2 separate regions of the Homo sapiens genome follow, and region 1 is linked to region 2. Evidence: chromatin contacts called from ENCODE Hi-C or POLR2A ChIA-PET data. All regions are on one chromosome and are shown on one strand. The core of a region is the stretch at or near the end of the contact, and the rest is flanking DNA. Distances in the headings are between cores, read along the strand shown.

Region 1 (2,700 bases), core at 8-2,507, 320 kb after region 2:
TAAAAAATCCTTTCCAGCTGGGTGTGGTAGTTCACGCCTGTGATCCCCGCACTTTAGGAGGCCAAGGCGGGAGGACTGCTTGAGCCCAGGAGTTTGAGACCAGCCTAGGCAACAAAGTGAGACCCATCTCTACAAAAATTAGCTAGGCATGGCGTGTGCCTGTGGTCCAATTACGTGGGAGGCTGAGGCAGGGAGATCACTTGGGCCCAGGAGGTCGAGGCTGCAGTGAGCCCATCGCTACACTCCAGCCTGGGCAACAGAGCAAGACAAAATGCTGTCTCAGAAAAACAAAAAACAAAAACCCAAATCTTATCCAAGTGGTTCAGACTCATAAGAGAGACATAAAGTCATTGAGGTAAAGCAACCAGAGGCTCCTCGAAGGAGCCCTGAGAAACGGAAAGATGGGAAAGCAAGACAGGTGATATGCCACATTGTACAAGGCTTATCTGGGCATCCTGGTGTAAGCTCGTGTCTGCATCAACCACTGTGAAGAGCGCTGTGTAACTCTGTATCCATACGAACCTCGATTTCCACTTGGTTGTGAAACTGACACAGCGTGAGCCACAGGATTTCCAGCCTTAAAAACAGATTGCACAATGTTGAGCAGATTTACAACTCGGGTTAACAAGTAAATTACTCCCAATTCTGGGGTGAAACCTCCAGACGCGCCCTCCAGAGGGCGCTACTGGGCAGTCAACGCTCCCACGGAGGGGGTGCCGTGCCCACCCAGCCCGAGCCCCAGTGTGACGTACAGCCGTGGGTGGAAATGCTGCTTTTCCGATTCAACACCTGCTTATGTCCTTGGTTCGTCTAGCAAGACACCATCTCCTGCTTGTTCTCCAGCTCAGGAGACCTCGTACAGCCCACACCTGTCCCTCCACACCTGTCCCTCCTCGCTGTCCCCAGGCAGCACAGGCCCTGAGTCATGCCACCCCTCCAGCCTGGATCCAGAGTTCCCAACCTCAGAACCAGGATCACCATGCCTTTGCCGCAGGAGTTGACATGGGAGACATTTGGAGCTGCTCCCAGGGCCACACTCACGCCTCCGACAGCCCAGTGCCCCAACCCTCTTTCTGCCCTGTCATGCCAGCCCCAGCCCTAGGCCCCCGGGACCCCAGAACCCCTATACCCCCCAGAGCCCCCTCCCAGCTCTGCTCCCAGCTGGGAGCCTCCACACGCCAGCCTGGGAAGCGCTGACCTCAACACCTTCACCTGAAAGCACCAGCGGACCCACATCCTCCCAAACGCCTGGAATGGAGCTGCTCTCTCTTGGACTTTCCCGCTCCCTCTGCCCTCCCGACGTCAGCTCAGACGTCAGCACCCAGGAGGCCCTGACCAGCCTGTGGCCCCGGGCTTCTCCTCTGGGGCTCGTTCCCGTTTCCGTGGGGTTGTTCATTGTTGCATAACTGACCTTCGGTGTCTCTGCTGGGGGGACAGGGACACTGACTCACAGCAGGGGCTGGCCTCCCACCCAGCACTACTCAGTCTCTGTGCCTGTGCAGACGGGGTCCCCCCAGACACCCCTAAATCTCCACTTTCCTTACCAGGGGCCACCAGGTGGACGATCGTAATTACTGAGCTGGCAAACTCGAGAGCCGAATGCAAGACTCACAGTTCCCTTCCTGCTGGTACTGAAGACGTGCAACTTAAGACCCCAGAATCCAGGAGTGTCAGGCCTGGGCCACATCTGTACGTTTAGTTTTCACAATGGGCTGAACCTAACGGCTGTCCCACACCTGCTTTCACAACTGCAAAAGTAACTAGCGTGCACAGCAGACCCCAAGCAGCCCCTACGTGTTCATGGAACAACAGGACAAAGAGGACGACACGGCGTTCAACTTACGCTCCAGGTCCTTGCCACGTCCATGTGATGGTGTCCTGGGGAGGAAGAGGCAGGGTCAGTCAGCATGGGGCCTGCACCCAGGGCCTGCACCAAGCACCTGCGTGTGCCGGCCTCTCCCTGCACCTCCCACCCCACAGAGGCGCTGCAGCCAGGGGGAAGGGAGGAGGGTGCTAGAGCTCCAGCTTCCCAGAGTCCCTGAGGATCCAGGACTCGGACCAGCCCCCCAGCCTGAGGTCCCCAGAGCCTCTAAGGACCCAGAGAACCACCACCTTACAGGTCCCCAGAGTTCCCCCAAGATCCCCAGAGTCCCTGAGGACTCAGAGCCCCCTCTTATAGGTTCCCAGAGCCCCTAGAACCTGGGAAAAGGGTCCTCCCTCCCTCCATGCTCTCCGCTTTCCTCACAGACCTGGGGACACCAATTCCAGTGTGCACCCGGGACCCCGGCCCTCTCCTGCCCACCGCTCTCTCCAACTGCTCTGAGTGTTCCCCCAACCACGGTGCATGTGCAGGGCCCCCCCACCCCGGGTGCTCTGAAGTCCCATCTTCAGCCTCAGTGCCGCCGGGCAGGGACCACACAGCAGGGGCCGTGACGGCAGAGGCCCAGACACCGTCACCCTGGGGTGGACCTTCTGCTCCCCTGACGGCTAAGCTAGTGCTTCTTGGTGCATCCAGTAATAGTGTGTTGCTTTAAACACACTGATGAAACAATCTTAAAAGTGGAAAATCTAGATGACTGCACAGATCGGAGTCTGTTGTCCTCGGGTTGACTTTTTTGCCCACAGGAGTTGCACTGGGGCATGGTTTCCGCAGCGGAGGCAGGAAGGGGCCCTTGGCCAGGAGCCTGGCTGACAAACGCA
Region 2 (2,700 bases), core at 148-2,647:
GACTCAGGGGTCACCTCCAGGGGTCACCCGCACCTGGGCTCCCATGACTTCACTCCCACCTGCTGTCAGATCCCTGGGGTCTCACCACAGACCTGGAGGCCCTCCTGGGGGAGCCTCAACAAGGTAGGTGACCAGGGAACGGGAGAGCCTTTGGGAGTGAGGAGTGATGGAAGTGCAGTGGGGAGCAGAGACAGAGACAGAGAAAGAGAGGGAGAGAGAGACACAGAGAGGGAGGGAGAGAGACAGGGAGAGTGATAGAGACAGAGAAAGATGGAGACAGAGAGAGGGAGGGACAGAGAGAGGGAGGGAGAAAAACAGACAGAGAGAAGACACAGGATGAGTGATAGAGACAGAAAGACAGAGACAGAGAGAGGGAGGGAGAGACAGAGAGAGACAGGAAGGGAGAGAGAGAGAGAGAGACAGAGATGGGTGGAGGCAAGGGGCAGGAGAGAGGATGTTAACCCTTTCTCCCCACCATTTACTGAACTGTACGTTGGACGATGGGACGCCTCCTCCCCCTACCCCGTGACGGGGTCCTGGAGGGGCAGACTTTGGAGAGGAGCTGCTGAAGGGTGGTGGGAGAGCAGGCAGGGTGCCACCACAGCGCCACAGCGACACTGCTGCTGGGGGCTGGGTTCCATTCCCTCTGCCTCGAGATCATGGGGGGTACTTGGATTATTGTTCAGCAAACACCTGCTCTCTTCCCCCTCCACCCCTCCGAGGACACAAGCATGCTCTGCTCTGGATCAACAGTGGATCAATAATGGATTTCAAGCAGGCTGGGCTTGGCCTCTGCTGTCACTGTAAGAAACACACCCCAGGGGCCAGGCGCGATGGCTCACGCCTGTAATCCCAGCACTTTGGGAGGCCGAGGCGGGCGGATCACAAGGTCAGGAGATCGAGACCATCCTGGCTAAAACAGTGAAACCCCGCCTCTACCAAAAATACAAAAAATTAGCCGGGCGTGGTGGCGGGCACCTGTAGTCCCAGCTACTCAGGAGGCTGAGCCAGGAGAATGGCGTGAACCCAGGAGGCAGAGCTTGCAGTGAGCCGAGATTGCGCCACTGCACTCCAGCCTGGGTGACAGAGCGAGACTCCGTCTCAAAAAAAAAAGAAGAAAAGAAAAGAAACACATCCCAGGTAAGGCTGCCGGCCCCTGGAGGGTGAGAGACCTGGAGAGAGGTCTCAGCCCAGAGCACGGCCCAGAAGGGCCGATAAGCCTAGACCAGCTGGCCCTGACAGTGAGCAGGGATAAGTAACTGCAGCTCGACTTGTTACGCAGTGTTACTGACCCAACAGCAGACTGATGCACTTGTCCTGCACCCCCTTGCCGAGGTAAATCCTCCCAGGGCCTCAGCCTCCTCACATCCGAAGTTGGGAGAACAATGGTGCCTCCGCCCCAGGACGGGCTCAAGGTTGAGATGACTCAGCGCAGGGGAATTCTCTGCACACCCTGTCCTCTGTGAATGCTGCTCTTGTTCCTGACTTCCAGGACCAGGCGAAGGTGGCCCAGCTCCCTCCCCGCAGCCTGTTCCATGGCCCACGGTGCTGGGCGTGAGACTGCTCCCTGGTTCTGTGGGCTGGGCCCTCCCTCTGGGCAGGTTCTGTGGTGGGAGAGACAACAGGCTCGCTTTGTAACTCCAGCTGCCAGGTGCACACCCACTGTGTCCTCCAGCCCAGGCGCTTCCTGAAACTCCCCCTTGGTGCTCTGCAGCTTGTTTGCAAAGGTGCTACTTCGCCTGCTGAAATAAAGTGTCCCATTCAGCTCTCTACTCCCGCGTGGTCTGTTGGTCCACGATTTGCCCTTTGTGAGCAGCTAGCTCAGTGGCGTTTCCTGGAGACAAAGGCCCAGGGTTGAGGGTGCCGTGGAGACAGCGCTACCTAAGGAAAGGCGCAGCTACAGGGCACAGCCCCTTGCTGGGGGCGGCCGCCGCAGGGCCGGGCATCTGCCGACCCTCAGCCAGGTCTGGGATCACCCTCACCAGGGCCAGGCCAGTGGGGGACCTGCGGCAGACCTATAGGAGTAGGAGCTGCTCCAGGGCCCCAGCCGTTGCCCGTCCACGGAGGTCACGTTCAGGCTAAGCTGGGCAGCCCGGCCTTGTGTTGCTGGCCCCCAGCCGAGGGAGGAGCTACGGGAGGGGTTGGGGTGAGGCTGTGGCTGGGATGTGCAGTGCCCAGCGACGGAGGGTGCTGGACATGTGCCCGGCTACTGGACAGCAGCCAGGGAGCAAGTCACAACAGAAGCCGAGGGGGAGGATCCTGCATCCCCACTGCTCCAGAAGGTGCATCCAGCTGGGGCGCCCTCACCGTGCGGACACAGGGGCTCCCAGCTTTCTGTGCACGCAAGGCCACAGCAGGAGCTTCCCGGGGTCTGCAGATGACCCAAAGCAGAGTTCATTTTCTTCCAGTACCCTCTCTGCTTCTAGAACCTTCCTCCAGCCCCATTCCAGCGCTCACTCTGGCCGAGACCCCTGCCCACTCACTGGTTGGTGGCCGGCCAGCCGCCCACCCCACGTCAGCAAAGCCAGCTGCCCGTGGCCCGAGGATGTGTCCTCGCCATGTTCCTACGGCCAGTCCTCCTGAGGCCACCGTGACCCCGAGGGGTCCCGTGACGGGACAGGCAGCTGACCCAGCACTGGCCACGCGGCCACCCACTGGAACAGGATGAGAGGAAGCTCCCGGGCAGCAGAAACCAAGCCA

Evidence for each region. A loop is a pair of places that touch in the nucleus more often than their neighbours do. ChIA-PET counts read pairs that join two places held with the same protein, here RNA polymerase II (POLR2A). Pooled maps may share reads with other maps.
Region 1: a map of sigmoid colon shows a loop between it and region 2 (2.9-fold over the local background). The contact joins two enhancer-like sites. A Hi-C loop is called at or near these places in 2 of 168 maps with a recorded cell type or tissue (heart right ventricle and sigmoid colon) and 8 of 50 pooled maps. POLR2A ChIA-PET finds 5 or more read pairs at or near these places in 2 of 52 experiments (H1 and activated CD4-positive, alpha-beta T cell).

What each region holds. Positions count from the first base shown.
Region 1 is chr5:1,479,099-1,481,798 of GRCh38, forward strand. LPCAT1 (lysophosphatidylcholine acyltransferase 1) reads right to left here. Exons shown (of 14, transcript NM_024830.5): 7 at 1,844-1,878; 8 at 523-577. Among named protein-coding and RNA genes, the nearest start is that of MIR6075, 30 kb to the right of the region's middle. Within about 2 kb of position 1,258, at least 11 of the 41 ENCODE cell types and tissues checked have a DNase peak (open chromatin) inside an H3K27ac peak, as active enhancers do.
Region 2 is chr5:1,159,919-1,162,618 of GRCh38, forward strand. No RefSeq gene overlaps it. Among named protein-coding and RNA genes, the nearest start is that of TERLR1, 17 kb to the right of the region's middle. Within about 2 kb of position 1,398, at least 8 of the 41 ENCODE cell types and tissues checked have a DNase peak (open chromatin) inside an H3K27ac peak, as active enhancers do.